Linked DNA regions of Homo sapiens: region 1 is linked to region 2. A link is an interaction called in ENCODE POLR2A ChIA-PET data of the cell type or tissue named here. Cell type or tissue: PC-9. All regions are shown on one strand. Links, peaks and the distances in the headings refer to the core of each region. The heading gives the core; the rest is flanking DNA. Region 1 overlaps SLC15A5 (solute carrier family 15 member 5). Region 2 has its middle 24 kb from the start of MGST1.

The links. ChIA-PET counts read pairs that join two places held together with the same protein. Peaks named below come from ENCODE experiments on the same cell type or tissue, not always from the same donor. Only the 100,000 strongest peaks of a DNase experiment are listed, where the experiment ranks them.
Region 1: POLR2A ChIA-PET joins it to region 2 with 7 read pairs; 2 of 35 experiments call an interaction of 5 or more read pairs at or near these places.

What each region holds. Positions count from the first base shown.
Region 1 is chr12:16,214,198-16,230,739 of GRCh38, forward strand. SLC15A5 (solute carrier family 15 member 5) reads right to left here. Exons shown (of 9, transcript NM_001170798.1): 6 at 10,217-10,405; 7 at 2,696-2,827. The region is part of intron 2 of LOC101928362 (a long non-coding RNA gene); the gene reads left to right. Among named protein-coding and RNA genes, the nearest start is that of SLC15A5, 55 kb to the right of the region's middle. In PC-9, for the core only: no CTCF peak of the experiment used is centred there; no DNase peak of the experiment used is centred there.
Region 2 is chr12:16,315,399-16,331,940 of GRCh38, forward strand. No RefSeq gene overlaps it. Among named protein-coding and RNA genes, the nearest start is that of MGST1, 24 kb to the right of the region's middle. In PC-9, for the core only: no CTCF peak of the experiment used is centred there; a DNase peak (open chromatin) is centred at 10,193.

The DNA of each region.
Region 1 (16,542 bases), core at 2,768-10,767, 100 kb before region 2:
ATAGATTCCCAATAAAAATTTAGATTTTCAGTGAAATGCTTTTGTAGGAATAGTTGTGTGATTAAAAAATTTGCCTGGACTGATTCCTGGGAGGTAATCTAAATCTTTTCAACTTCTTGAGTGGTTGGAATGTCTGTTATTTAGGGTGGGACCCTCAGTCCCCACCTGATAGTTTATGCTAATGAGGCAACTCAGAATGGAGAGGGCCCATAGATAATTTATGCTAATCAGATGACCCGGAATGGAGAGTGGGCAGCCAGGAAGACCAACCACATGATCAGACTTGGAGCTTTGAGCCACATATACCAGCCCAACTTCTGGGGAGCAGAAGGAGGGTGGAGACTGAGCTCACAATGATTCAATCAATGGTGCCTATGTGGTAAAGTCTCAACAGAAACACTGGGCACTGAAGCTCAGGTGAGCTCACCTGGTTGGCATTATTCTTATATTGATGTGGTTAGTGCATACCTGGGGATGAAGGAAGCTCCACTTTTGGAACCCTCCCAGATCTTGTTCCATGTGCCTCTTCTGATTTGTATTCTTCTGCCATAATAAACAGTAATTATAAATATTGTACTTTTCTAAGTTCTGTGAATTTTTCTAGCAAATTATCATACCTGAGGGAGTCTGTGGGGATCCCCACATTTATAGGCAGCTTGTCAGAGGTGATGACAGCCCTAGGAATCTCCAAACTTGTGGCTAGTATCTACAGTGAGGGTAGTCTTGGCTGGGTGCGGTGGCTCACGCCTGTAATCCCAGCACTTTGGGAGGCCGAGGCGGGCGGATCACGAGGTCAAGAGATTGAGACCATCCTGGCCAATATGATGAAATCTCATCTCTACTAAAAATACAAAAATTAGCTGGGTGTGGTGGTGTGCACCTGTAGTACCAGCTACGCGGGAGGCTGAGGCAGGAGAATTGCTTGAACTTGGGAGGCGGAGGTTGCAGTGGGCCGAGATCGTGCCACTGCACTCCAGCCTGGGTGACAGAGTGAGACTCTTTCTCAAAAAAAAAAAAAAAAAAAAAAAAAAACCAAAGTGAGGATAGTCTTGGGGAGAACTTAGCCAAGATTGTTTGGTCTAACTCTGGGTAGGTTGCTTAAGCCTGCATATGAAACATTTAGATTTACATAAAAGATAAACTGGTAGTAATATTTGACTTTGCAGTTCTTCATGTATATGTCAAATGTGATTTGATTCTAGAAATTTTGTTTTAGTAAATTTTTGGAAATATCTTCACTGAGTAATGTAAAGAAAGGAAACATGTTCAACACTGAAAATGTTTCAGGTGTGAATATAGGTAAGACTTCTCAAGGTTATCTTACAAAACCTTAATGCCAGTGCTTTGTCTCTAGCTTATGTATGAAGAATCTGAGCACTAGAGAAGTCAGCAACTTGCTGCCGTTCACACAGTTAGCTAACACAGTTTGAATTTGAGTTCTTTGAGAACTGGATCATATCTCACACAATTCCAGGTAGCACACGGCCTGGTACACAGTAAATATTCAACACACACTTCAGCTTAATTTTCTCAGATAAGTAAGGAAAGGGCAGAGTTTGACCTTGTCAGTCGTCAGTCAAGGATTAGTAGGTTTCTTCCCAAGAACTCTGCTGCTCTATCTATCATTGGCTTTTTCACTTTTAATTTCATTGCTTCCTTGTACCCCTGGAAATTTCCTGAGGGCTTGCAAGTGTTTATTTTGCTTGCCATGGTATCACCAGTGCCCAGTATGGTGCCTGGAATAGAATGGGTCCTTGATAAATATTTTTCGAATGGAGGTTTAGTGTTAAAAGGAGTGTCTCATTCATAGAAGTTGATTTTTTTCCATAGTTTGAAAGCAGGTAAATTAAATTTGTCTGTTACAAGAGAATAGAAACTAACACTTTCTTTACATCATTTTTAGTGCACAACAATAAGTATTTTTGAAAGTAGAGAATACACTTGTGATCATTTCCATAAAATAAGCAAAAGTACATTAAAATTAAAGATATATCGACATTTTAGAACAAAATTTCAAAAGTCCAGATTTAAAATACAGCCAAAGTCATATCACTGTGATGACTTATCATTATTGTCATCCTGTCTGGCTGTTGTTTTTACCAACACGTGCAACCAAAGAATAGTTCTTTAAAATTTGCTTTAGTCTAATATTTGCTTTAGTAGGTACTTTAATATTTCAAACAATATTTGAATTTTTCAGATTAGTTGTTTCTCCTGACCAAAATCTCTACTGGGAAAATTTTAAAATATCATTTATTATTCAATTCACAATTTCTCTTGGATTGCATAGACAAGAATTGTGGCAAATCATGAGAAAAAAAGATCATTCAGGTACCCTATCCCCTATATTTACACAGGTCTTACTTTTTCTGAGGACTGTCTATGCCAGCTGTGAGGCATTATTGCATATGGTCTCACTGAAAGATCTAATAAGAATATAATGACCAGTTTGTTTTAAAATACACTAAGGACAGCATGACATTCTGTAATTACCTCCTCCTATCAAAAGAAAAACAATTCCCAGAAATTAATGAATACAGCAAGAGTGTATTTCCTATCTTAATTCTATCTTAATTGCAAAAGTGGATCAATTAAAAAAAGACTGCACTGACAAAGCCCCTTTCTTAAGATTTGGTCTCCCCATTCCCTAGTCATCAACTCAATGTATATAAGCATGCCACGAACCTATTTTTACCATCTGAGATGAGATATACCAACTTCACCAGCAGTGCCCCTGTGAAACAGCCAAATCCATTGAACAGTGTCAGAAAATTCATGGAGGTTCCTCTGACATTGCTTGGAACAAATCTGTATGATATTACAGAGACTGAGAGAAAAAGAGAGGTCAGAATTTAGAACTTTCTCCTGAAAATGCTTTCATAGAGACTGTTCAAATTGATGTTGATCATGTATCAAAGAAAATTTACTGATACAATAAAAATTTGGGTTGGACTTTGTTAAGGTTACTATAGTAAGATATACTGTGTTACAATTTACAGATGTCTTCAAGGAATAAAATATGACAAAAATATACCTTGACCCAGCTACAATGAGAATTTGATTACTTAGTAGTTGAGTGTCCTGATGTATTCACCCTAATTTCACTCCAAATTGAATATTTCTGATAAATTTTGGATAGAGGTGTGGCCTCTATTAGATAATATCATGACAATCTATCAATTTTGTGATTCTGTGTAATTCATTAAGTTCCTTATAGAAAACTTGTATTATATAAAATTTGCATCAAGGTTAAGAGCATGGGCTCTGGAGTTAGACAAGATAGTATTAAAATACCATGTCAGCCATCTACTATTTCTGTGATTTTAGGTAGGTGACTTAAACTTTCCAGCCTCAATGTCCTCCTCTATGAAATGGGAATAATATCGTTATTCACTTGCAGAGGTGCTGGGACACTTACCTGCAATACTACATGTAAAGTGCTTAGTACAATGCTGACTCGTAGGTCCTGGGTCCTGAATAAGGGTTAGGTATTTTTGACAGTATTAATCTTATCAAATTGAGTAGTTCCTACTTGTGCAGGCACTGTACAAAGCCCTTAATATGCATTATCTCATTTCAGGAGAGGTGCTGAGAGAGAGAGAGACAATAGCTTAAGCATTGGTTCTCCAAAGTGGTTATCTTTCCTTCCCAAGTCATTTTTTGGGTGCCGGTAATGATAGTAACAAGAGGTTAAAAAAACCACGAAAAAAATTTTTTTAAATTTTCAATTAAAAATAACTTTCTTTTGGAATCAGAAATAGATGAAAATAAGTATATGAGATTTTGTACGTGCCATATAAACATAATATTTTAAAATGCATGACAATCTTAGCGATATGTGTTAAAATATTTGATGTTTATTATAATATGATATTTGGGATTGCTTCAAAATTATACAACCAGAAGGAAAAAAGATGTGAATGAGAGTAGAAATGAAACAAGTTTTGGCTATGAGTTGAAAATTATTGATGCTAGAAGATGGATACAGGGGAGTTTATTATACTAATCTCTATTATATATGTGTGCCAAAAAAATTGTAAGGAAATACACTAAATAATATTAACAGTCTTAGCTTTGAGTGGTTGAATTACTGGATTTCTAATATTCCTCTTACTCTTTTGTGCTTTGCGAATCTTTCCACAATGAAATCATAAGTAAATATTACAGCTCATTTTAAAAAGAAAAGTGATGATAGAAAACAGATGTGCAGTCATGCGTGGCTTAATGAGGGAGATATGTCCAGAGAAATGTGTCATTAGGTGATTTTGCCATTGTGCAAACATGATCGAGTATACGTATACAAACCTATATGGTCTAGCCTACTACACACCTAGGCTATATGGGTAGCCCATCACTCCTAGGCAACGAATCTGTACAGCGTGTGACTGTACTGAATACTGTTGGCAATTAGAGCACAGTGCTAAGTATTTGTGAAGCTGAACATATCTAAACACAGAAATAGTATAGTAAAATATGATACTATAATCTTATGAAACTGCCGTCATATACGTGATCCATCATTGATCAAAATGTTGTTACGTGTTGCATGACTGTACTGTAAACACTAAACATTTAGTTTCCTTCTCTATGAGAAGTAAGAGATCTTATTATCTCTTCCTGCTCCTCTCGGGAATATTTACCCCTGGTTTTTTGTTTGCTTGTTTGTTTGTTTTTAATACTTTGCTGCAGCAAAACTCTGCATTTACCAGAACTTTTCCATGATCTTACTAACACATGATGTAAATGTATTAATGCTCCTTCCTTAATTTAAAATTTCTGTTTTACTTTCGGTGTGTCCTGCACATGTCTTGATTTATTTATCCCATAAAGATTTAAAGGAATCCCATTTTGCACTTCAGGAAAGTGCTCAGTGCTGGAACTGAGAGGTGGGAAAAGGCATCAGTTTATCTTTCCTGGACTTTAAACTCTGGAGCAGAAACAGCACATTATTTAGTACAAAGGGCAGTGCTAAATGTGCACTTTTCCCACAAACGCTGATTGGAGATGAAGATAATAATGGTGATAGGTAAAATACTGTGGAGAAGGGCTTCAAATATTGGTGGCACGGTAGCACAGCTCTTTGTGTAGTACCAATCACCAGCAGGAACCTTGGAGTATTTTCAGAAAGGTCCAAATGGGAATATGAGAGGAAGCCTGAATAGGCTTTGGGAATAAATGATTCACAGTTATAAAAAGGATTTGGCTTATAAACTTTCCTTTCCATAAGTACAAGGAGACAAGCAATGAGCAGAAAGAGTAAGTAGGCCTATTTCTTTCACTAAGAAAAAGCAGAACATACAAGCCCATTATTACTCTGCTAGTTAATTATTAATCCTATGCTTTTCTCCTGCTAGAACTTCTGGTACGGTATATAATTCATGAACACACTTTGCCAGCTCTCTGCCTGCTGGTTAATCTCTCTTTGGTGTCATTTTAGTCGTTTTTGAAAACCTCCAGTTCCCTTTTATAGGACTTAGCTTTTCAAGTCCTCGAATCTTCATTTTTAGGCATCTACTTGCATGTTCTGATCTTTTGAAACTTTAGTGATCATCAATTTGATTTTTTTTAGGCTCCGAGATATTTCTTTTAGCCCATTACAATGTAGATAATATCAATAAGTCTGTCACTATTGTAAAGTTCCCGTTTTTCTATGAAGACACAATAAAAAATATTCAGTGTGTACGTGAAAGCTGGTCTTCTTGCCAATGAGCGCTAAAAATGTGCCTCCAGGTAGTAGCTGGTTAGTGCTTGTAAAGATGCCACATCACAGCATATGAGGAATCTTCAAAATATAGGGCCATAACCACCTTCCTAAGGCACCTGGTACTGGGGACTTATTGCTGGAAATATTTTTTACTCTCGTTGTTCTTAAACAGTTAAAATGTGTGTATTGTGTTTGGTGAAAAGTTATTTTGAACATGTGGAGAAGAAGTACCACAGTCCCAGAAAATGGAACTTTATCCTGTTGCCATTTTTAGACCATTATATCTCCCTTAACCCTAAAAAAGCTTCAGCTTTGAAGCTCATGTTATCAGACTATATCATCTACTTCCCTTTCATGCTGTCATCTGCCAATCTATAGGACATTTTCCTCTTTTTCTCAGAGTTGTCAGTTCCTCTCTCATTGTCACACTCTCTGGTACTACTTCTGCCTTAATACTTGGCAATTTTACTATACATGTAGATCATCCTTCCCACCTTCCATCCTTTCAATCTTGGTTGTCCAGTTCCTTGACCTCCAATGTCTGATCTCCAATCTACCTCAGCTTCCACTCCACTCACACCCAAGGTCATGGCCTATGCCTTGTACCTCAGACCAGTGGTTGGCCAGCTATGGTCAGGTAATATTCAGTTTGCCACCTATTTTAATAAAGTTTTATTGGAACACAGCCACGCTCATTTATTATATGTTGTCTATGGCTGCATTCATACCACAATGACATAGTTGAGTAATTGTAACAGAGACTGGCCTGCAAAACCATGTGTTGGATCAATAACTGTACCCACTCCATAATCACAATTTTGTGCACCCTTCTCTGATTAGAGCCTTCTATCTTCCCAACTTACTCTCCACTACTCAACCACAGAGATGCTATAAGCTATAATGGCAGAAATTTTTGTCTTATTTTTTTTAACTGATGTGTCTAAAACTTCGAGAGCAGTATTAGGCACACTGTAGACACCCACACAGTATTTTTTGAATAAACAAACATAGGGTATGAGACAGCTGAGGTGTACGCTGCTACAATTAAAACATAATTTGAAAAGTTTCCTACTGCTTTTTTTTTTCTAGCTCATCTCCAATGTATAACATGTCTTAGTAGGGTAGGCTATGTCTACTGTCATTTATGGAGTGATTCACTGTGTTTCCTTGCTCAATGCCATCAATGTAGGACACTGTCAAAAGTTTGAATAATACATTTTTATTGTACCATATAGAAATAGCCGTAGACTTCATTCATTTGTTTCTTCAATCAAAATGTATTTATTGATCACCTATTTTGTATATGTACTTTTCGGAAAGGAGAAACATACCTTGATGTCAGGAATGTATATTCTTACAGTGAGAGGCAGGCAATACAAATATAAATAAAGTAATTTCAGATTCTGACAAGTGCTATTTAAAAAACCAGGGTAATTAAGTGGAAAGTGATGGAATGCTCAAGGAAGCCCCTCCAAAGAGAAGACCTTTGAGAAAGCTCAATAATGAGAAGCCAGTCATTTGAAAACAGAGGAAAGGGAATTCTGAATAAAGGATAAAGCAAGTACAAAGGACTTGGGGTAGACAGAAATCTAGCATCTTAGAAACACACACATTTCTGGGGATGTGGTCAAGGGGCAGATTGTAACCAAATGTAGGTGGAACAACACGTGGAGACCAAATCATGTGGAACATTATTCACCATTGTGAATAATTTATCTCTAAAACTCTACTGTGGAATTTCAATCAGGGGAATGATAGAACTTATGTTTTGAGAAGAACACCACAACTGTTTTGAAGAGAATGGACTCATGGGGCAGGAGAGGAAGCAGGGAGAAAAGTTCAGAGGCTCTGGTCGAATTGGGGCTGGAGATGATGGTGTTGTACACCAGGAGAACAAAGGGGATAGTGAGATGTGGCCAGATTTAAGTTATATTTCAGAGTAAAAATGAGGACTTGCTGTTGGATTGGAGGGGAGAGGTGAGAGGAAAGAGATGGATCTAGGATGAATCAAGTGAGAGACAGTTCTGCTTATGCTTCCAGGTCTCCCAGCTGTTCAGGTGGTTTATGGCAGAAAGAGCTGGGAACAGGACACCTGTGCTTCTGTTCTGAGTCTGACACTATTAATTCATGTGAAACATGATAATAATATTAGGTTGGTGAAAAAGTAATTGTGGTTTTTGCCATTACTTTTAGTAATGATAACAACACATTATAACTGCTAATTATTGAATGCTGTCTATATACGGGGCACTGCGGTTTTTGCTTTACATAAAATCTTCCACTTAGTCCTTTGAACAACTCCCTGTTTTATAGATGATGAGAAAAGCCCAGAAATGAGGAATAATTTTCCCAACGTCACAGAGTTAGTCAGTGACAGAACTGGGTTTGAATTCAGATCTGTCTGACTTTAAGACCATAGAGCCTAACCTCTGTGCTGTACTGTCTCCCAGAAAGGTAATACTTGATTTTATAGTTTGAAATACCCTTTCATATGTTATGTCATTTGATTTTCAAGGAGTAGTCTCTCATTCCCATTGATGCTTACCCTATCAATGCTGTGATATAAAGAAGAATACAATTATTTCTATTTTAAATATCAGAAAAGTGAGGATTGGAGGTTAAATGAGTTCCCAAATTTATGTAGGTAGTAATGGAAAAGCTAGATATCAGACCAAATTCTTTCAGTCCCTGGTCCATTATCCCAATAGCAGATGAGTCAAGTGACTTAGACCTCAGTTAGGCCTGATTTCCTGGAGTAAATCAGGGAGTGGTGGAGTAAGTGATGTGTAGCACATGATCTGCCTTTTTCACAGTCATTGGTTTTCTGTACCTCTCTGGCTTCTGAATGTTGAACCACTATTGCTAAGCTGGCTAGCAATTTCCTCCACATATTCACTCATTACTTTTACTCATTATTTACTCTATACCAGCCCAGAAAATTTTGGCTGACTACTTCCAACACATTTTTGGGAATAACATCAGAGAAGATCACAAATATTTGTGTAGTAGCATTGCTTTACACTTCTTTTGTCTTCCTTGCAGTGTTAAACAGTGAGGTCCCCAGTTTAAAATCTCATAAAGTAATTTATGTATGCAAAATATATGGGATGAAATGATATACAATTATAAAAAAAGAAGTCTGAGACACACATATATATGCATATACTCCAACTTAATTTTATTTTCATTATTTAATGAATTGCCTTGGTATCATAAGTATGTGTGTGTATAAATACATATTTATTAAATATTTATTTTAAGGAGTTTGGAAACAACTTTTAAGATAATAGAATCATTGAAGATTGTAGACACAGATGGAATGGTTAGAATTGTTATTTAGGATGATTACTCTAAAATCCATGTGCCAGTTGATAGAATGGGAGAGATAATGGAGGTCGGAAGATAGTTAGAAGTTATAAAAATATTATCCATAAAATATAATGGGAGCTTGAGTTACAATCAGGACTCCTACTACACGAAAATTTAAGGAGGATAGAAACATAAGATGTAATCAATTACAGAGATAAATAGATGTACACACACATTACTGTATTGCAAGAAGCCACTGAAATATTGTGATAAATTGTAAAGTGGCTAGTTTAATTAATATAAGCAATCTAGATAATTCAGAAACCCTTGATATTTAATAAACTTATTTTGAACCTGTCTTATGAAACATTAGTGATCTCATTTAATCTAGTGTAATTTAATTCAAAGACATCAAGTTATCTGGAAAATTGGCTTAAATTTTCATTTCATTTGCATGTTTATATACTCTCAAAGAACATTAAGTGTCATTTTTGGAGGAGTATAAATGAGCTTTTTTTTTTTTTGAGATGGAGTCTCACTCTGTCACCAGGCTGGAGTGCAGCGGCACAATCTCGGCTCACTGCAACCTCCGCCTCCCGGGTTCAAGTGATTCTCCTGCCTCAGCCTCCTTGAGTAGCTGGGACTACAGGCGCCTGCCACCACACCTGGCTAATTTTTTGTATTTTTAGTAGAGACAGGGTTTCACCATGTTGGCCAGGATGGTCTTGATCTCTTGACCTCGTGATCCACCTGCCTTGGCCTCCCAAAGTGCTGGGATTACAGGCGTGAGCCACCGCACCCGGCCTGTGAGTTTATCTATGAGTGAGAGTCGGGGAGGTGAGAGGAGGGAAGGGAGAAGAGAAGAGGCTTTACATCTTAGTGTTCTGGAGTTGTCTTCTGGGTTTTAGCAGAGGTTTTCCTCCTGTGGTGTGTCTGACAAAATGGTTATTGCCTTTAACCAGATTAAAAATCTTTTGTTCCATCTGCATCCAGGCAGAATTGATAATTGTTCTGTGCATGGCAGAGGAATGAGGAGAAATGAAATGTTTGTAAAAAAGTAATAAATAAATTTGCTGGAAGTATTGTGGGAACTCTCTAGGAGGTGAATAGATGACATACCACTTTAATTGTTCTGGTTGAGGTGATGTGTTCTGTGTAAAGGTTCAGTATGTTCTAACATTAGTTGAAAAGGTGTTTACTCACGGGCTGGGTTTACCAGTGTTTCCGCCACTCCAAGTAAAACATACTGAAGAATCAGGTAGAAACAGGGCATGGAGGAAACAGTGAGAACTTTTCCTGAAAGGGGCTGCTCCACTGCAGGGAAATGTTTTCGGTGTATTTCAAAGAAGCCAGCTATCATCACAGACAATGCAGCAAAAAGATTTCCAGCAACTGAAGGAAAATAATGCAAAAGAAAAAAAAGTTAAACGAAGAGCTAGAGATTCATGTAATAAGCCATAACATTTCTTACCCATTGACATTAGATGTTTCTTTTTTGTTTGTTTGTTTTTATTTTTTTTTAATTTTTTTATTATACTTTAAGTTCTAGGGTACATGTGTACAATGTGCAGGTTTGTTACATATGTATACATGTGCCATGTTGGTGTTCTGCACCCATTAACTCGTCATTTACAATAGGTATATCTCCTAATGCTATTCCTCCCCCCTCCCCCCACCCCACAACAGGCCCTGGTGTGTGATGTTCCCCTTCCTGTGTCCAAGTATTCTCATTGTTCAATTCCCACCTATGAGTGAGAACATGCGGTGTTTGGTTTTTTGTCCTTATGATAGTTTGCTGAGAATGATGGTTTCCAGCTTCATCCACGTTCCTACAAAGGACATGAACCCATGATTTTTTATGGCTGCATAGTATTCCATGGTGTATATGTGCCACATTTTCTTAATCCAGTCTATCATTGTTGGACATTTGGTTTGGTTCCAAGTCTTTGCTATTGTGAGTAGTGCCGCAATAAACATACATGTGCATGTGTATTTATAGCAGCATGATTTATATTCCTTTGGGTATATACCCAGTAATGGGATGGTTGGGTCAAATGGTATTTCTAGTTCTAGATCCCTGAGGAATGGCCACACTGTCTTCCACAATGGTTGAACTAGTTTACAGTCCCACCAACAGTGGAAAAGTGTTCCTATAGGCAATACCATTCAGGACATAGGCATGGGCAAGGACTTCATGTCTAAAACACCAAAAGCAATGGCAACAAAAGCCAAAATTGGCAAATGGGATCTAATTAAACTCAAGAGCTTCTGCACAGCAAAAGAAACTATCATCAGAGTGAACAGGCAACCTACAGAATGGGAGAAAATTTTTGCAATCTACTCATCTGACAAAGGGCTAATATCCAGAATCTACAAAGAATTCAAACAAATTTACAAGAAAAAAACAACCCCATCAAAAAGTGAGTGAAGGATATGAACAGACACTTCTCAAAAGAAGACATTTATGCAGCCAACAGACACATGAAAAAATGCTCATCATCACGGGCCATCAGAGAAATGCAAATCAAAACCACAATGAGATATCATCTCACACCAGTTAGAATGGTGATCATTAAAAAGTCAGGAAACAACAGGTGCTGGACATTAGATGTTTCCTCAACATTTGTTTGCCCTCGGGATATCCAGACGCCAGTGATCTGTGCTGTTTGGCCATCCAGTGCTTAGGCTGTGGCCTCACAAAGGGCTGAGTTGACTTCCTCTTCCCTGACTTCCTACATATAGAACCTCAGGCCAGTAATGTAACCTCATTATCACTTTCCTCAGCTCCAAGGTGGAGTTAATAACGCTTACTTTATAGGGTGCTTGTGACATTTAAATAAGACAACTGATATCTGCTGGGGATTGGTTCCAAGACCCCAAAGACACCAAAATTCCTGCTGCTCAAGTGTATTATGTAAAACGGCTTTGTATTTATTTGCACATAACCTATGCTCCTCTTCCTCTATTCTTTAAATCATTTCTAGGTTACTTATAATCCCTAATACAATGCAAATAGTATGTAAACAGTTGTTATACTATATTGTTTAGGGAATAATGACAAGAAAAAAAGTCTGTACATGTTCAATACAGATGCAACCAACTACTTTTTATTCAAGGTTGGTTGAATCTGCAGATGTGGATCCCTTGAATTAGTAGCAATTATTATTGAAGATAAAGCAATGTTTTAAAACTTTTTTTCCCAGAAAAGAGATATCATCCTAGATAACTTTCATAAAAAAGATATATGAGTCAAAAATTATTTGGAGGAAGTTCAAATATAAAATTATCTTTATATATAGCTTTAATTATTATTTTAAACATGTTTTTGAAATAAACTTAAAGTATTATTGGTCCTCAGTTGTCTGGCATTTCTCTGATTTTCACAGAGAAGGTAAAACAGCTATTAGAGAAGGACTAAAACTTTCGTTTAGAAAAAAATTTCTTAAAGAGATAAATTAGCTAAGTGAAGAGTGTAAATGCCAACAATTATAGTGGTCAAACTCTTCTCTTCCTTTTACTTTTGAGGAATTATCTAGAAGTTTTTTGTTGAAATTGAGTAGGATTTTGTTACCGAGTCTGTATCTACTCTAACTATTCCATTTCTCCATTTAGCATTCATATTACTGGACTTAATCCTTTCGTTAGAGTGGAGGCAAACTTTAGCTTGATGGAATTTATTTGAAATTTTCAGATAGTCACATTTTGCTAACTTGCATACAATTTTAGATAAGGCAAAGCTTTCAATTCAGAAAAATCAATCTAATGTTTAAATAGCTTAGTGTTTGTTTTGGTTGATAGAGAAACTGGTAGGTAATTTTTTTGATTATATCTCAGAATTTAAATATATTCATAAAGACTGCTCTTTCCAGGGTCCCCAAGAAATCAAAGGTGTAAAAAAGGAGGAAACCTCAATAAACCTCAGTTTAAAAATTTGAGGAATTTTTAATTTATTACTATTTTAAATTAAGGACTATAAAGGCTTATTCATAGTAAAGTAGAGATTTTGCTTCCGTAAACGGCTCACATAAAAAATACACATTTCACATATTATCTGATTTTAAGACCAAATTCATTATATAATCACCTTTATCAAGATTATTGGACACATTACAGACTCATCAGAAAGAGTGCTAATATGTCAATTCAATTTAATATTTGCTCTGTTCCTGCTATATGCAAGATAGTATGCTCAGCACCGTGGGGGATAAAAGATGAAAAGAGTCTGTTCCATTGCAGACTCATATTCTATTGGGGAGTATCAGGAGAAGAACTTATTGCTAGTTGGAGAGGTGAGAGACATCATTTTATGCTTTTAAGAAAGAAGGGTTTCAGTACGAAAAGGTGAAAGCAGCACACGTGGCATGAGCAAAGGGACAGCGTTGTGAAAGCATCAGACAGATTTTCAGGATGATGAGACGTTCAAGTTATTTGGGAATCAAGGTAGACGATAGATTGGGGTCAGATCATAAGAAGCATTTAATACACTTTTAAGAAATTTGAAAATTACTCTGAAGATAAGAGAATGAAGATAATAGAATCATTGAAGATTTTAGACACAAGTGAAATGATTACAATCGTTATTTAGGATGATTACTCTAAAGGTCATGTGCTGGTTGGTAGAATAGGAAAGATATTGGAGGTAGGAAGATAGAAGTGATAAAAATAATCTGGTAACGTATAATGGGGGCTTAAGTTACAATCAGGGCTTCCACTTCTGGAAAATATAAGGAAGGTAGAAACATAAAATGCATTAGAGGGCACTGATAAAACCATAGCAACTGATGCAAAGAGCAAGGAGGAAGCAGAAGTTAGTTATGAATATGAATCCAGGTGACTGGAAAGATGGCAGTGGTAATATAAGTAAGAACCATAGTAGATATGGGAATAACATGAATTTAATTTTGAGTTGAGTTGGAGGTACAAAGCCGTCATCTAAAGAGAAACGATCAGAAGACAATTGAAAATGTGTTATAGCTCAGGAAATTGGGTGAATCAAGAGAGAAAAAATAATGAGTCATCTGCTTAGAGTCAGAGTTTAGGGCCAGATGAAACTGAAAGAGGATTGGGGAGGGACAGCAGAGAATATCTAAGCAGTGCCTTCAAGCATGTTTGCATTTGGGGCAAGACAATGAAGTAAAAGTGCTGAAAGCAAGGTCAGAAAGATAGGTCATGTGTAAGAAAAGGTTTCAAGGAGGAGGATATACAAAGTAGAACTTTTGATCTTTCTCTCTAATTCTTCTCCTTCACTCTTCTGATCTCTTCCACATCTGTGGTCCCCTCTCTTCCCCCTACCTCCAAATACATCATTAAGTCCTGTAGATTTTGTTTCCAAAATACACTTGACCCTTGAACAACATGGGTTTGAACTGCTCAGGTACACTTACATGCGGGTTTTCCTCTACTTCTACCACCTCTGAGACAGCAAGGCCAACCTCTCCTCCTGCTCCTCCTCAGCCTACTCAGTGTGAAGACAGTGAAGTTAAAGACCTCTGTGATGATCCACTTCCACTTAATACAGAGTAAATATATTTTCTCTTCTATATGATTTTCTTAATAACATTTCCTTCTCTGTAGCTGACTTTATTGTAAGAATACACTATGTAATACATATAACATAAAATGTATATTGATTGTTTATGTTATTAATATTGCTTTCCATCAACAGTAGGCTATTAGTAGTTAAGTTTGCAGGGGGTGAAAAGTTACACGTAGATTTTTGACTGTGTGGGGCTTGATGCTCCCAACCCCTGCGTTGTTCAAGGGTCAACTGCGTATTATAAATCAATTTGCTTCTATCCATAGCCACTGCCATCATTCCAAGCCAAGCCATTCTCATTTTTAACTCAGATGATGTGCAGTAGCATATTAACTGGTCTTCTTGTTTCCACTCTTGTCCACCTCTAACCTATTAAGCACCCAGCAGCCAGATTGAGCTTATGTAAATGTAAATTGAATATTACTCTTCAGCTTAATTCCTTCTATGGGTGTCCACACAGTTAAGAAGAAATCCGTAACTTTTAACATGGCCTGTGTGATCTTGCCTATGCTTGTTACTTCAGTCTAATTGCCTTGCTACTTTCTACTGTCTGACCAGGTTTCAGCCACAGTAATCTTCATCTTTCTTGAATATCTTAAACTCTTTCTTTTCCATCTTAGGGACTTTTATTTGCTCTTCACTCTGTCTGAAACCATCCTGTCTAATGCCTCTTTGTCTTTTAGATATGCACTTTATAATCTAAATTAGATCCCATAACATCCATTTTTTTCACTATACTTACTACAATTTGAAATTAAATATTTTTAGTGTGTTCATTTTTACCATGTGTTTCAATTACTTCATTGGAAGATTCACAAGAATTGGATCTAAGTTTGTTTTGTTTATTACTCTTTACTACCAAGAAAAGGGCCCAGGTTCAAAGTAAGCAACACACACACATACACACACACACACACACACACACACACACACACACAATCTTAAATAAATAAATGACCACGTTTAATATTTTTAATATTTTAAGAGATAGAGGATAATGAAACATGTGACAAGTCTACTGTATTGAAGAATGGAATATAAGTTACTTTTTACACTCAGCAGGACTCCCATGATGAAATCAGAAAGCAAGGGGTTGAACAATGAGTGGGTGGTATGTGTAAGTAGTGTCATCTAATCTTCTAAGAAGTTTGGTGTGCAGAAAAGGAGAAAGCTTTACAAATTGCTTAAGAAGTTAGCAGGATCACAGGAAGCTCTTTTATAAGATGTGAAAGGCTTAGTCATGTTTGTATAGATGGAAGAGGAGTCAATGGAGATGGGAAAAATTAAAGATACATGAGGAAAAAATAAATAATATAGAAGCATCCTGAAGTAGATGAGAGAGAGAAAAGGCTTAGGGGCCCAAGTTTAATCCCAGCAAGGAAAGAAAAAAGTTATCCTCTAAAGGAAAAGAAATGTATAGAATGTTTAGAATACGGAGAATATTGACAAATAGAAAAGTGAATTTGAGGACATATTTATCATATAATCTTATTCTTGCAACTTAGAGAGGCTAGTCACTTGGTGAGAATGAGTAGATGGGAATGAAATTGAGAGGATAGAGAGGTAAGTTTCAACAACCCACTGTTGATGAGTTTAAACAAAAGATAGAGTCTACAGTAAAATTAGAGCTGGTTGCTGAGGTTTGCAGCTTATTTTACTGAGCTCTTTTTTTTGTCCTAATAGTGCAAGAGCTGAACCATCCCAGACAATAGAAGCACAATTTAATACTTGTCCCATAGGCTTTGCTTTTGACATTACAGTAAACAATTAGAATGATGTTAAATTATTCAATTTGTTTACAAAATTTAGATGAATTTTTAATTATTTACACCCAGAGAATAAGGCACTTGAGTATTTTTTATTTTTTAATTCTTAAAAAAGACAAGGCCGGGCGCGGTGGCTCACGCCTGTAATCCCAGCATTTTGGGAGGCCGAGGCGGGTGGATCACGAGGTCAGGAGATCGAGACCATCCTGGCTAACACGGTGAAACCC
Region 2 (16,542 bases), core at 5,194-13,193:
AGTTGCTAACAAGGGAAAATTGAGTTATAGGCATTGAGACTCCTGGCTAGTGGTTGGTTCCTGGACTTGTCCAGCAAATCAGAGGTCAGGAAGGAATAATCCTAAAAGAATAAGGACAAGACATTGGGAGGTGGGTCTTTGAGGATGGGCATAAGGTGAGTAAACCTTTGTTTCTCATGCTCACTAGAAAGCATTACCTCAGCACGGACTGTAAGTACCAAAGGGAACAAGTGGCCCTGTCCTGTAGTTATCATACAGCACTGCTCTTAGTACCCAGTACTTCTCTAGTGGGCCTGTAACATGAGTGGCCATGAGGCAGAGATGGAGTCTAAACATGAGTTCAACAACACGGCCTTCCTCTTAATGAAGGCTAGTCTAGCTACTGGCAGTGTGTAATGCACAATTTGCCAGCAGGAGTGACTAATACTTAGCCCTGGATTGGCACCATTTTTTGGAGGGAACGGCCAGCCCACATAGTGCCAGGTCAATTACATTGATCCTTTTCTCTCTTGGAGGGAGCAATTCATCCTTACCAGAAGCAATAATAGATCAAATAATGTGAATTTGTAAATACTGGACGATTTTTGGCCAATATTAGTGAATATTTAAGACCAAAAACATTATTCTGGACGTGGATATTGCAGACAGAACAATGCTCCTCTCTTCCCCAAACATATCTACATCCAATCCCCAAAACCTGTGAACATATTAGGTCCTGTAGTTAAGGAGAATTAAGGTTGCAGATGGAATTAAACTTACTAATCAGCTGACCTTAAGATGAGAAGAGTTGACCAGGTGTGGTGGCTCAACCTGTAATCCCAGCACTTTGGGAGGCTGAGATGGGTGGATCACCTGAGGTCAGGAGTTCAAGACCAGCCTAGCCAACATGGTGAAACCCCATCTCTACTAAAAATACAAAAATTAGCCGGGCATGGTGGCGTGTGCCTGTAATCCCCACTACTTGTCTGGGATTCACTGGATTCATTCCTGAGGCAGGAGAATGACTGGAACCTGGGAGGTGAAGGTTGCAGTGAGCCAAGATAGCACCACTGCACTCCAGCCTGGGTGACAGAGCGAGACTCCATCAAAAAAAAAAAAAAGAGTATCCTGGATTTTTCAGGTGGCTTAATAGCTAATTATTAGGGTCCTTAAAATTGGAAGACAGAATCAGAAGAGAGATACCAATGCGAGGACTCAGCTCAACCTTGATAGATAAAGAAGGGGATCATGCGTCAAAGAATGTGGGAGGCCTTTAGAAGCCAGAAACGGCAAGGAAACAGATTCTTCCTGTAGAGAAATGCAGAAAGGAATGTATCCTATTGACTTGATCCTAGACCAGTGAGATCCATATTGGACTTCTGATCTATAGAACTGTGAGATAATTAATTTTTGTTGTTTTAAGCTAGTGAATTGTGATAATTTGTCATAGCTTTAATAGAAAACAAATATAGTGAGTTTGTTTTTTCTGCCTGCAGTGCAAATCTCAGCTTTACATTCCAAGCCTTTATAGAAAGCCTTATCCATTGACATGATATGCCACACAACATTGCTTTGGGCCCAGAGATCCATTTTTTTTGGCAAAGGAGGTGCACCACTGGGCTCATTCACATGAAATTGATGTGTGTTCCTCATAACTTGTATATAGACAGCTTGATAACATGTGGAATAGGCTCAGTTAAGGCACCAGCTCAGGGGCAACTTTTAAGAGGTTAGTGCAATATATGTGCTGCACCTACAACCTGAACATGGAACTGTGTCCCTGATAGCAAGAATATTTAAGATGAAGAAAAAAGAGAGATACCTAGAATTTGTTCATTCTCGCTGCACTTCCATTCTCTCACATGCCTCTTATCCTGGAAAAGTTAGGCTTTGTTAGGTTGGAACTAAAATCTCTACATACTGCTTGGCTGCTTTAGGATTTCCCTGCCAGTAGATCATCAGGCAAAAAGGAGTTACCCTATAGACTAGGCTAATTGATCCCAACTACTATCAGGAACTAGGGTTTCTACTACACAATGGGGGTAGGATGTGGGGATTCACTGGCTGTTCCCTTGATCCTTCAGTGCACTCTGATATTTGTTAACAGGCAATCGTAGCAATAACAGCCTGACAATGACAAGGTGACTAAGACCTCAGATCCTTCCAGAATGAAGGTCTGGGTCACCTTATGAGACAAGAAATCCAGATCAGCTGGAATTCTGGCTAAGGACAAAGAAAATCTAGAATGGGTAAGGGAAGGGAGAGGTGATGAATGTCAATAGGGCTTTCGGATCAGCTAAAGCAGCTAGAAGTGCAGCTTGGGTTGCTAATCCTCTATATGTTGTTTTAGAAGACGGCAACTGGCTCAGTCTTGGAAGATTACAATTTTTTACCTCCCTTCCATGGAAGAAGTAGGGACACCTCGCTCACATATAAGATTCATATGTTATTAGAGAGTGTAAGCAGAATGGAGTGGCACTCAGTGAATTTTATCAGATTCAATTTACGTGTCATTTCATATCAGCCTGACTCCCTTGCCTACCCACTCCAACTTCAGCCGTTTGCCTTGCTTTCTATCTGGATTGGTCCCAAAGAGCAACTGCTCATACCATGCTGGGCTGCAGCCTCAGTCATCCCATCTCCTAATACCTCCCATTGTTTGTATCCTCCCCGGGAATTTAGGGCTGAGCTTTAGGGCAACCTTCATCTCACTCACTACAATTCTATGGAAAAGCTATAGTAGCTCAGTGCTTAGGTCCTACTTGCATGCATGCCTGGAGACTCTAATTTCTTTGGTGGCTGTCCAGGGTGGGAGAAAGAAATTATAATAGAAGTGTAGGAAAAATAAAGCCCCAAGAGGTGGACTTTGACCAATGAGAGATAGAAGACAGGATCAGATCATCTGCTTACTCTTCCTCTCTCATTGATTTTTTTCTAGCAGTGCTTTCCTTCCACCTTGTGGAACTGAGGCATTGTCTAGGCTTCCTCAAGAAGCTGTGGCCAGTTCAGTAACAGATCATCTTATTTTTGCTTTTCCTCCTTTCTTGCCTCACTTTTCTTTTTCCTTCACTCTTCCTCTCAATAACATTTTAGCACTGATGCTTTGCCTTAAACTCTGATTTTTAGAAAACCAGGGCTAAGATAATTTGCTTGAGTCATGCTGAAGACTTGAACTATAGGAGTCAATGAAGATGGTAAAGAGGGGTAGGTACATTTGTAAGACAATTAAGGGAGATGAATTGTCCATATTTGCTATTGCGTGGGATTGGAATTAGAGAACTGAATGAGGGTAAGAGAGGTGATTATGAAAACTTTGAAGTTTATAGCATTGAAAACTGATGAAATGATATGTTAACTGGGATTTCAAATATTAGATGTTTGGAGAGAAGGTAATGAGCTGAATTTTGACTATATTCTTCTTGAGGTAGCTGTGGGACATCCAGGTGTTGAAATCTAGGTGCAAGTTGAGAATGTGTGCTTGCAGCTAAGGTGGCGGCTTTAGTAAATGAAGGGCTGAGGTCAGCTTGCTACAGTGTAAATTTTTTATACACATAGATTTTTTACGACCACATTTCTGGCAGACATGTAGGTGTGTTTCAGCAGTGAATGTAACACCTTTTGGAAAATAAATCATCCAATAGCATTTATTTGAATGTCCCTTGCCCTAAAACATTTTAACGCTCCTGTCATTTATTTCTTCCAAATCATCTATCATTTATCCTTTCCTGACTAAGGCCACATTTATCCACAGGGCTGGCTATGATGTGCTATCAGAGGCACAAATAAGGCTGCTGTGTTTCAAGAAGTATCTCTTCTACTGCCTTGCTTAAGCTTGATTTTCACAATTAGTGATTCTACTGTTGAAAGATGTAATTTATCAAAACTGGGTAGATCATTAGTGGGTTTGGAGAGACTGAGAGTAAGCTTCTCTCTGAGTGAAGATTTTGATTATAAGGAAACGTGGATGTATATGTGCTTGTGTCTCTGTGTGTGTGTGTTGTTGGGGGAAGCAGGGTGCAATCAGTGATGTAAAAGGGAATAATAGTGTTCTACTTAGAGGTTAAGAGCTCAGGCTGTTGGGTCAGTGACCTGGGTTCAAACCCAACTGTGTGTTACCTGGCTCTAATGCCTTGGAAAAGTAACTTCACTGAGATTCAATTTTGTTGCATCCATAAAATTGGGGATAATTATAATAAATGTCTATAGGGCTGTTTTGTGAATTAAATGAGAAAATGGATGAAGGGTACTTAGTATACAGCAAACTCTCACAAATTATTAATAATTTTAAAGGTGTGGATGGTAATGCTAAAAGTAAACATTACCGTCTTTATAGTATTGTCCATAAAAGACCTTTTTGGTAAGGTATAATAATTTGTAAATAAGTTCAGATTCAGGATCCAATTTTTTTCTCTTAATTCATTTACTTTATAAAATAAATATACAAATCAATTTCAACCACCTCCTTCCCCACCCGCTTGGGTGACTCATCTACCTACCTCACTTCCTGGTTCACTGGGAAAATAGCTTCTCAGCATCATGGTGCTCACGCATTTACTTGAAAGGTGCACTGTCTGCTTTACCTCAAGAATACATCTTAAATTGTCCACCTGTCTCCTCTACATGGCCTTCACAATGGCAGTGGCCTCCTGTTGGTACTCCTACTTTCACTTTTCTCCCCGCAGTCTGTTCACCTCCTGGCCCAGAGACCATATTTAGACCCCTTCAATGGATTCCTGTTTGTGGTTTTTTTTTTTTTGAGGAATTCTTTTTTGCTTTTATTATTATTTTTAGTTGACACAGAACAATTGTACATACTTATGGGGGTACAGTGTAGTATTTTGATACATGTATACAATGTGTAATGATCAAATTAGGGTAATTAGCATATCCATCCAAACATTTATTATTTCTTTGTGTTGAGAACATTCAAAATCCGATTTTCTGGCTATTTGAAAATATATAGTAAATTGTTCATTATAGTCATCTTACAGTGCTATAAAACACTGTAGGGTGACTGTAATAGAACTTAATCCTATTTAGCTGCAATTTTGCATCCGTTAATAAATTTCTGCTTATGCCCTCTCCCCACTATCCTTCCCAGCCTCTAGTAATCTATTCTACTCTTTACTATTCTACTCTTAACTTTTATGAGATCAGCTGTTATAATCCACATGAATGAGAATGTGTGGTATGTCTTTCTTTTTTGCTTTTATTATTATTTTTAGTCAGTTTATTTCACTTAATGTCCTCCAAGCTCATTCTTGTTCCTTCAAGTGACAGGATTTTGTTCTTTATGGCTGAATAGTATTCCATTGTGTCTATATATTTCACTATTCTTTATCTATTCATCCATTGATGGACACTTAGATTGTTTCCATATCTTGGCTATTGCAAATAGTGCTGCAATCAACACAGGAGTAGCGATATGTCTTTGACATACTTATGTCCCTTTTTTTTTTTTTTTTTGGATACATACCCAGTAACAGGATTGCTGGATCACATGTTAGTTCTGTTTTTAGTTTTTTGAAGAACCTTCATACCATTTTTCATAATAGATGAACTAATTTACATTCCCACCAACAATATGTAAGAGTTCCCTTTTCTCCACATCCTTACCAGCATTTGTTATTTTTTGGTCTTTTTGATTATAGCCGTTCAAATGGGGATGAAATAACATCTCATTGTGGTTTTGATTTGCATTTTCCTGATGATTCATAATGTAGCACATTTTTTCATGGGCTTCTTGGCCATCTGTATCGCTTTTTATGAGAAATGTCTGTTCAGCTTATTTGCTCACTTTAAAATAAGATGATGATGATGATATTATTATTATTAGTATTTTGAGACGGAGTCTCGCTTTGTCGCCCAGGCTGGAGTGCAGTGGCGCGATCTCCGCTCACTGCAAGCTCCGCCTCCTGGGTTCACGCCATTCTCCTGCCTCAGCCTCCCGAGTAGCTGGGACTACAGGCGCCTGCCACTACGCCGGGCTAATTTTTTGCATTTTTTTTTTTTTTAGTAGAGACGGGGTTTCACCGCGTTAGTCAGGATGGTCTTGATCTCCTGACCTCGTGATCCGCCCACCTTGGCCTCCAAAAGTGCCGGGATTACAGGCAAGATTATTATTATTATTATTATTTATTTATTTTTGCTGTTGAGTTGTTTGTTTCTTGTATAGTCTGGTTTTTAACCCCTGTCGGATGAATAGTTTGCAAATGTTTTCTCCCATTCTGTGTGTTGTCTCTTCACTTTGTTGATTATTTCCTTTGTTGTGCAGAAGCTTTTCAGTTTGATATAATCTCATTTGTCTATTTTTGTTTTCTGTGTTTTTGAGGTCTTCTTCATAAAAGCTTTCCCCTGACCAATGGCCTGAAGTGTTTCCCTTATGTTTTCTTCTAGTAGTTTCATAGTTTTGGGTCTTATATTTAAGTCTTCCGTCCCTTTTTATTTGATTTTTTGTATGTGATGAGAGGTAGGAGCCCTGTTTCCTTCTTCTGCTTATGGATATCCAATTTTAATGAATTCCTGTTTTGGTTAGAGTAAAATCCAAACTCCAAACCATGATCTCCATTTACTCACATAAGTAGATTTCTTGCCTGGTCTCCCATCTCATTTTATATCATTCACAGGGCTTCATTCTGTTCCTTAAAACATCAAACCCTTTTTGTTTCCTTCTTGGTCATCTTCTTTCTTGGGCTTTTTCACTAATCTCGTCAGGATGAAAAGCTCATGATGTGTCTGGATCATTCAAGAATGATCTTCCTACTGCAATTTATTAACACAATATCCCTTTCATTTTCTTCACAGATCTGGTATCACATTTTTAACTACCTTTTTATTATTTTATTTGTATATGCTTCTCTCTTCTAGCAGAACTTCATGAGGCCAGACACTTTATGTCTATCTTGTTTATCTTTATATCTTCAATGTTAAAAGAGCCTAGCACAGAGTAGACAATAAATAATTGTTGAGTGAATGAAAGAATGAACATAAGGAAGAATTATTGCCCATCCACATCTCCATGGTTAGCAGAGTAGGAGAACAAGGTGACAAGAAGACCCCTTACATGATGATAATTTACAAGGTGTCTGTGCACCTATGGGTAATTGAAAAGAAGTAAATACAAAGGTTTTTAAAGTTGAGAAAGAAGTGTATAATAATAGCAAATACACTGAGCTTTGTTTACCAGGGACAGTTCTAAGAAATGTAGCTATATTAACTCATCTAATTATCACTACAATCCTAAAAAGTGGAAACTGTTATTAACATTCTTCTTTTATAATGAGGAAATAGTCACACAGGAGTTGAGTTAGTTTTGCTCAAGATCACACGGCTAGCAAATGTCAAGGCAGGTATATCCAAGCAGTTTGGTTTCAGAGCCCATGCATGTGACCACCCTACTCTAGTTTCTTACAGGTGCATCAATGTAATCTTTGATACTACCTGATGAAAGCAAGGGCCATATCTTATAAATGTTTGTATCCACTTAGCCCTAAATCCATTGCCTTACCTGTGATTGTTGTGTATCAAATTGAATGAGATATTGAAGAGTCTGAGAATGTCAGCAGGATAGGTGAGACAAGAAAGGTCCTAAGCTAAACATTAAAATTAACAACTTATTTGGGAGAATATTCTGCAGATTGGTAGGAAAAAAATGATAAAGATTAAATTAAAATGTGGAACATGGCGATAAATACAAATAATAGATTTTTGTGGAATCCAGAAAAACAAAAAGCAGGGTTAGAATGAATGTGTTTCAGGAGTGTGGCATTCAAAAGAAAGAATGTAACTTGACAAGGGTCTATAAATATGTGATTACATTGGCAGACATAACCCCTTAGTGGAGAGGAATGACTCACCAGGCTTCATAGCTTGACAAAAGTATCATCTTTTGAGGCCATGTGATTTTGATTTCTCTGATTCCATATTTACCAAACAACCTTCAAATTTAAATTCAATCTCCCAGTGTTTCCTGACCTGGATAAGAAAGCACTAGGAACAAAAAATAAAACACAAACAACCTGTCTGTTTTAAATCAAAAATTTTCATGGAAAATTATTAAATTTGCTCTCTATTACCAATTTGAGTAATGCTGCTTGAGTATTTTTAATCTACGCAAGCAATCCTTCTAGGCTGTGGGGGTGGTACAAAAATGAGTGAAATATCATCCCTGTTCTCAGTTTGCTTACAAAGTTGTAAGGTGAGGCAGTGTTTGTTTTAGTATAAATGTGGGCCTTATTATCATCTGGAGGAGCTGACCATTAAACTTGACCTGTAGCAGTGGAGGGTCAAATCCTGGGCCCATATAGCTTTGGAGTAATGTGTCTCCACCAGAAATGCCTGCATTTCCAGAAGAGGAAAATGCTTTTTCTTTCAGAATACTTACCTGGCACCTGGTCAAACTTAATTCATGTTCCTCCTCTATCTTGTGAACTGGTACTGACCTGTTCAACCAGCAATGAGCATGTTGGCAACTACAGACTAAAATAATGCCTGGGCTTCCGTGATACTGACACCAAACACTGGTAACATAACCCCCTTTTTAGGTGTGGCCTTGGGAGAACTTAAGAGACAAAGATTGTGTGATCTTGGCAATAACTTGGAAGATTTTTATTATTTGCTTACACGAAAAACCCAGAATAAATAATTTAAATCTATTTTAGAGTGTTCATTTTTCCATCAAGAATTATGTAGTTTGATAACTCTCTCTTCCTCTCTCTTACACACACACACACACACACACACACACACACACACAGATCCATGCACATATGGACACATGTGCATTGTAAGTGCATGAGGATGGGAGAAAGGAACATGGAGGTAACATTATCTGGAAAGACTTGAATGAATTTGGTTGCCACTGCAACCATCACCCTATGTCCTACTTGTCTGTTCCTAACATCTTATGGTCTTCAGCATGATCCCATAAGCTTTGGTGCATGGGGCCCTCCTCAGGCTAGTGTTAATAGGTTGACATAAAAATACTCGAAAATTACATAATTTTAAATGTCAGTTAAGGTAAAGATAATAGGCATTCTATGACAAAGGGAGTAAAGTTTCTCGCAGAAAGGCTGTTTAATAGATAACAAATACAGCCTCGATGGCTAAAACACTGCTGTGGACTCTTGTAACTATGGCCTCAGCTACTGTGCTTACTAGATAAGACTTCCAAACACTCGTCCAGTTTGGATTGAAATCAGTCTAAACTAAATATGAGATTTTTTTCTTTCCACCCGCTTTTTTCCTCCATGCTATTACTTTTTCATAGTTAATGTCTATGTGGAACTAACTCACTGCACTGTTTTTCCATTTGTGCTCCCCAAAGCCTCCTCCAGAGTCATAAAACCATGAATAAGAGGAATTAGCAAACAGAAAGCCTATGATTTTAGAGTATCTGGGGTAAATGGGAATATAATTAGGCTTGTGCTGGTTTACAATTAGGAAAGGGATTATATCTGCCTTTGCTCACTATCTATGAAGGTAACCTGGAGAAATAGGACTAATTTGCAGAAGAATTATCATGTTAGCCCATAGCTCTAGGTCAGCCTCTCTCTCTCCCAGCTGTGGTAACCCTACAGGCCCCTTCTTAAAGAGAAAGCACTGGCTACCACCCCTGCTGCTTTATAAATGCTCTCTCCAACCTGGAGGGATTGTGCTCACAGCACAGTGCAATTTTCATTTAGAAATGGGCTTCCAATTGTGTAGACACACCTCATTAGATAAGCCCTGCCTCTAGAATCAGGGACTTTCGTACAGGTGGTAAGTACTCGGGCGGGGCAGTGGGGGGAAAGCCCAACTAACAAGTAAATGAAGAAAAGCTTTGATTTTTACTCAAATAAATCAGGGAGGGCAACATTCTTTATTCCAGGTCCCCTGCACCATGCAATTCTAAGGTTTGTTATTGCTATTGTTTTATTTCATTTCATATTTCTTCACCCCAGGGTAGGCAGTCACATTCTTTGCAGATAATGAGGGTGAGGTTAGATATGGATTTGGCTTTGTAGAATTATAGAAAAATAAAAAAAAGCCTAATATATTGTTTTCCTCCTTAAGGCTCCCACTCCTATGCTTTCCTGTCATTGTCAGGTATGCCATTTGGAAGTATTCAGTTACATTTATTTAAATGTTTTCTTTTATCAGTCTCTGCTGAGGATATGTTTGGCACTTTGTTTTACTTATTGGTTTATCCGATGAGTTGTTTCTCAGTTGTCTAAGGAAATATGTGTGCTGATAACTGCAGCAGGTGTTAAATCGTTTGGCAAGGTTTGTCACTTGGCAGAGAACCAACCCAGCTTGGGCCACGTCCTGTGGTAGTAAATTTCAGCTCCATTGTAGGTTTCTCCTGCTCATTGCTGATTTACATGTCAGGAAGAACATCTTAGGAGGTTCTATTGGGTTAGATGACTCTGTTGCCCTCAGAAATATTTAATGAATCAGTGCCTATTAGAAGACCAGACTAGAGACAATTGCTCATCTATTTTGCTCTTTTTTCTGTTTTTTTTTCTTTCTCTTAGCCTTTTCATCATGTGAAAGAGAACTGCATCATAAACCTGCTGTGTGCAATTAATATGTGATACTGTACTTGCCTTTTTCTGGATACCTTTTTATGTTTCATGATTAGCTTTGGCTAACAGCGGAAATGGGAGAGAATTTCCAGAGAGGGATGCTACTAAAAAGGCTTTATGTGACAAACCATATTGTCAAACATTAACAGAAAATACACCACTGCAGAATGATGGCAACACGCAGAGAGAAAGCACCAATGGCCATCACAGATAACATTATACATGTAACCTCCTTTAAGTTCTTTTTTCACAGGTTATTGTTCTGCAAGTACATTCTGTAGTGTTATTTGGGTAAATTAATGGTTTTTAGAGTTAGAAAATGTTCCTCAGTAAACTCAGTGCCCCCTTTCTACATTTCATGAAATTACTTTTATTTTAGCTTTAGCTTTCATTCTGTCCTTTTCATATGACCTATTGGTAAACTGAAATCTTGTTTCATTCTCATCACTGGTTGTCACTAATGATGTTTCCAGACCTGTCAAAGATTGACTGTACTTTTGAATTACACCACCCCATCTAAAATAACCACCAAGTAGCCTACCGCCTGAAACACACATCCCATTTTATTCAAAAAGCATTTCCTCCAAGTTCGGAATTGTGATACAGTCTTTACTTGCTCACTTAAAACATGAAGATATTACAATGTTTCCAGCCATTCTCAAATTAAACTCTGAAAGAAAATGCCCCTGTGCAGTGTTTCAAAGATTGTATAACCATAAAATTCACCTTCTTGAAAACACCAATTCTAGCCTTGAACTAGACTGGTTTGGATCAGAATATCCAGGGGGAGTGGCCCGGGAAACTGTAATTTTGACAAAACACTTACTATCAGGCAAGTTTGGGGAACTCCTCTTTGCATCTATGAACTATCTGGTATAGGGGAAAGAGAATAGTCTACAAAGATCGGAAGATACAGGTTTGAGGCTGTGCTTTACCATTTACTAATTTATGACCTTGAGTGAGTATACTTCTCTGAGCTTCAATTTGCTGGTATGTAGATTAGGCATAATATGGCTTGTGAGGAGCTGATATTGAAAATAATTGACAGCCAGCATGGCATGGCAGCAACCAATCAGAATCAACACTGGCCAGAGAACCGTGCCAGGAATCAACCTTTTGATTGCTGGATTATGGGGCTTGGGAGCAGGTGATGGTAAGAAAGCCTGGAAAACTTGGAAGTCAGGTGGGAGGTTTTTGGGAGACTGGGGCAGTGGCTATTTACTAACCCGTGAGAAAGCACTGCAGTATTTTCACAGCTGGGAATGCTATATTCATATGACCATCAGCTGGCTATCAGCCCTGCATAAATGAAAAGGTGGTTGTACATGTTAACGTAAAACTTAAAAACACAGTTCCTAGTCAGCTGGGCGCGGTGGCTTACCCTGTAATCCCAGCACTTTGGGAGGCCGAGGCAGGCAGATCACGAGGTCAGGACATCGAGACAGTCCTGGCTAACACGGTGAAACCCCGTCTCTACTAAAAATACAAAAAATTAGCCGGGCGTGGTGGCAGGCGCCTGTAGTCCCAGCTACTCAGGGGGCTGAGGCAGGAGAATGGCGAGAACCTGGGAGGCGGAGCTTGCAGTGAGCCGAGATCGCGCCACTGCACACTCCAGCCTGGGTGACAGAGTGAGACCCTGTCTCAAAATAAATAAATAGAAAAAAAAAAAACAGTTCTTAATACTTAGTGTGTATTTAACAGATATAAGTTACCATTATCTTTTATGGTTTTATTACTTATATGGCACTTATTATACCTGGAATATAGGGCTGAAGAGACAAAGACCAGGACCATAAATTCATAGACACCCCCAGGGCTTCTAAAATAGGATTATAGCCAGAGTATTAATCTAGCCATAGGAGGACATGGATGTGAATATAGAAAGGGAATCTGAAATTGGGAGATGAGTCAAAGGGGAAAGAACAGACATGATATAAACCAAGGTTAGAGTGAAACTCACATGTTATCTTAAGCAGAGGTGGAACAGGTAGTTATTATGGGGCATACAAAGTGGACAACTGGCAGAGATCAAAGAGAAAGGTATTCAACTATTCAATAGTAGATGTCAAGAACCCAGATGTAGGGATGGGGATCAAATTAGATGTCTTAGTCAGTTTGAGCTGCTATAACAAATACCATAGACTAGATGACTTAAACAATAAACATGTATTCCTTGCAGTTCTGGAGGCTGGGAAGTCCAAGTTCATGCCAGCTGATTCTGTTTGTGGTTAAAGCCTTCTTCCTGGTTTTCAAATGGATGTCATCTTGCTATATCCTCCCTTAGTGGACTGAGAAGTCATCTTTCTGGTGTTTTTCTTATAAGGGCACTAATCCCATCATGAGGGTTCTACCCTCATGACCTAATTACCTCCATTCCACATACGATTACATTAAAGATTAGCCTTCAACCAATGAATTTTGGTGGCATGCAAAACATTCAGTCTCTGCCATTATGTGAGGGCCCAGCTAATAAAGGTGGTCAGGGACAGGAACACAGCCTTGGGGAAACTTGGTTGCACTAGTCACAGTGTTATGATAGAAAATAAATTGATGTAGAATGGAGATTAAACTTCTTAAATACAAGTCCTGAAATTATTTGTGTCTAAGGACTGGGCTGATTACAGTGTATAGATGAAGGCTAAGCAGACATTTCTCCAGTTGCTACCCTGATCTGTATGGGAAGAGCCAAACAATGTTAGGGGATACTGGGAAAGGATTGGGTGAGAAAGGAAGGCAATGACTTGCAGAGGGGCTGGCCTGGGAAACAGAAGTCAGCAGGCATGGAAATTGCCTGCTGGGGAAGTCATTCTTTGTCAACTCACACTCACCAGTAATTCCTGCCTCTAGCCCATTTCTCTCTCATTCATTGACGTCTGCTCCCCAAGTCATGTAACTGTATGGAAGCATATATGCATTACCCCAGGAAAGGATTATATACATTTATTAAATGGAAACAGAGCTAATTGTAGAAAACTTAACTTTAAAAAAAATACAAAATACTACTTAAGGTAATGAGTGACAGAAGTGTAGCCTGCAAATCTGTCATTGAACCACTGCTAGAAGGAAGAGGAATCCAGCTGCTGGCACCTCTGTGGTGCCAAATTTGAGAAAACTTCATGTTTTGTAACCCACAGCAGTATTGATTATTTTCTGCTGCCTTCTGTGGGAACCAGAAATAATTGTAGCAAGAAGGCTGGCCACGGGCAATAAGAAAAAGGGGTTTCCAAGTAGCTCAGGAAACACAAGGGAGGGGAGCATCTATTGGCTGGAACCTCAGGGTCCCAGGTTACGTTTTGAAACCTGCCTCTTCTTCCACAGAGCTCTGGCCAGTGTTGATGTGGAGTAATGGGGAACGTTTCTTCATCCCATTATCAGTAAACTCCAAAGGGAAGTCTTACCAAACTGCCTCCTGGTTGCTGTCATTTCTAAATTTTAAGCTGGTGAGTGGAGTTACTCATAAAGTGGGTACTTTGTACTCAATGACTTAAATAAATGCATATTTATTTATATCTTTAAATTAGTTTCTTTAGGCACCTCCTGTTCTAAGAACTGTCACAGTTAAGCTGAAGAGGGTAAGCTCGAGCTGGAAAGATAGTTTCTGTTTCTTGAGTTTAAATTAAATCCTTGACATTATAAAGCATTACGGATACATTACCATTGTCGATTTTGTCCTGTTCATATGTTTTTGCTATTGCATTATTCAGAATCAAGTTAAAAATTCTTTTTTATTGTGTTTGAATGTTTCTAGGATGTGGACAGATCAATATTTCTAGCCTGTGCACACACTCTACCTAAGGGCTGTGAGTCATATTTGCTTTGAAAGAAATAGCACTTAAGGACTGTCAGTCAAGTCAGTTGTAAGAAACATAGAACTCTTTAAGAAATACTCTGCCTCCTCCTCACATCTAAATATAGCTAACCGGTTGGAGTGTCTAAGACAGATAGTGAAGCTGTATTTTTAAAATGGTGCAATTGCAATTAATCAATGCAAATAAAAAGCTCTCAAGGTCTTTTTACCTATACATATCAAATATGTAACTTTTATTAAATTAAAAATTGTATAACATGATGAGTAATGAATATGCATAAGGAAATGACCCAGGTTCTTCAAGTCATTTGTAGGTCAATATTACAGTATTTTACTTTTATGGATCCCTATAATCTGGTTGAGAAAGCGCTGGGCAGGATGTGTGAAGATGGGATTTCTAGTATCCACTTGGCCATTGCTTAAGTGCATAAATCTGGAAAAACTACTGCCTTCGTCTCTTTCTTCCAAGGTCTGAGTTTCCTTTCAGACTATGGGTTAACAGCTATGTATTAAGAATTAACACTGTATCTTCAGGTTCATTTCCTATGTCTCTGTGAGAAGTTGGAGTTAATATCAATATAGCTTGATATAGAAACAATCTTCCTTTAACTGTACAGCTGGTTTACCCAATTAACATCTGTTTAATGCTCTTGAAAGTAAATAAAAGCAAAATTGTTCCTCTTGTGTCTAATATACTAATGGCACAACAACAATTTATCCAGTGACTACTTACCTTAGGCTCATCTCTGTGCTGGGTGTGTGTATATTTGATCTGCTCCCTGTATGTACTTCTATTTACCTGTCACATAATTTATATTTGGATTCTTCTGGCACATTACTGCCAGGAGTGCCAATAAAGTAGCCATACTGTGCTCTAATATCCTTGATTATATTTGTACCAGTGTCTACAGAGGTTACATTAGCAGACGGAACAATGGACTGTACCATTAAATTAGCACAATTTTGCAGCATCGCCTGGCAGAAGCTCACATTTAATCCAAGAGGTTATTCAACCCTATCCAATATGATTACTCTATAAATATTTGCCCAAGCTCAGCACCAGCCGTTACATCACTAATCACACACAGGTTTGTTACAGCGAAGACCCCCAATGTCAGCAATTTGAAAAACAAAGCTAATTAGTTTTGATTTAGGGATGAGAAGACTTATTAAATTGAAAGTGAACAGTTTACTTAGTATAGTGGCTATTTAGAGCACATATGAATATGAAGATTTATTGTTGTTTGCATGGGATTTTGAGTAGGAACGGAAAGACTAAGCTAGTAATTCAGAGATATGTGATGGCCAATGGCTGCAACCAGTGATGGCTGGGGGACTTGCGGGGTGGGGGGTTAAGGGGAGACAATAGAAACACCCCCTTAAAAGTACTACTCCAAACAAACATACATCTAAGTAAATGGTATATTTGCAACCAGCTTTAGGATAAGTTCCTGATTCCCCTTCCCAAACAGCACTGCCCCTAAATTTCTCCAACAGAGAATTCTGGGACCAACACTAGTATTGGTCCAAAGGTGGCAAAGAAGCCTCTTACCCCTACGTCTCTCAGCCACCAGCCTACTGTGACGCTTGAATTTGTTGGTTTTATTCTTATGTCTGCAGCCGTTAAAATCTGTTTTAAATTGCAAAGATCTTAGTAACATATAACCTTATCACCATGAAATAGTGCAGTACTATTTTATTTATTCTAGTTTTTGAAAAGCAATGTCATTCGATGAAGAAGACATTTACCCTGAGGAAAGAAAGGGAACTAACATTAATTGAACCTTTGATTGTTCCAATCAAGCACTGCATTACCCTCTTTAAATATTCTCTCATTTAATTTAGTACTCATAATTTTATTCGGTAGGGATTATTATTTCTTCCTTAGAGATGAGGAAACTGGGACCTAGTGGAGTTAAATAACCTACCTGAGGTCATCTCACACTGACTTCGGTTGACAGCCAGCTTCTTCCACTAACAATTGAGATCTTGGATAAGTTGCTTCCCTTCTGTGTGTCACTTGCCTTTTCTGTGATGTAAGAGGAGTAGATGAAATCACTCATCTTCCAACTTTTGTGATTGTACCATTTTATTAGTAAAAAAGAAAAAAATTGAGCATGTGCCCTTTAATATATTGACTATTTTAAATAATAAATATGTAGCATTTTGAATGCATTCATTTAAGAATTA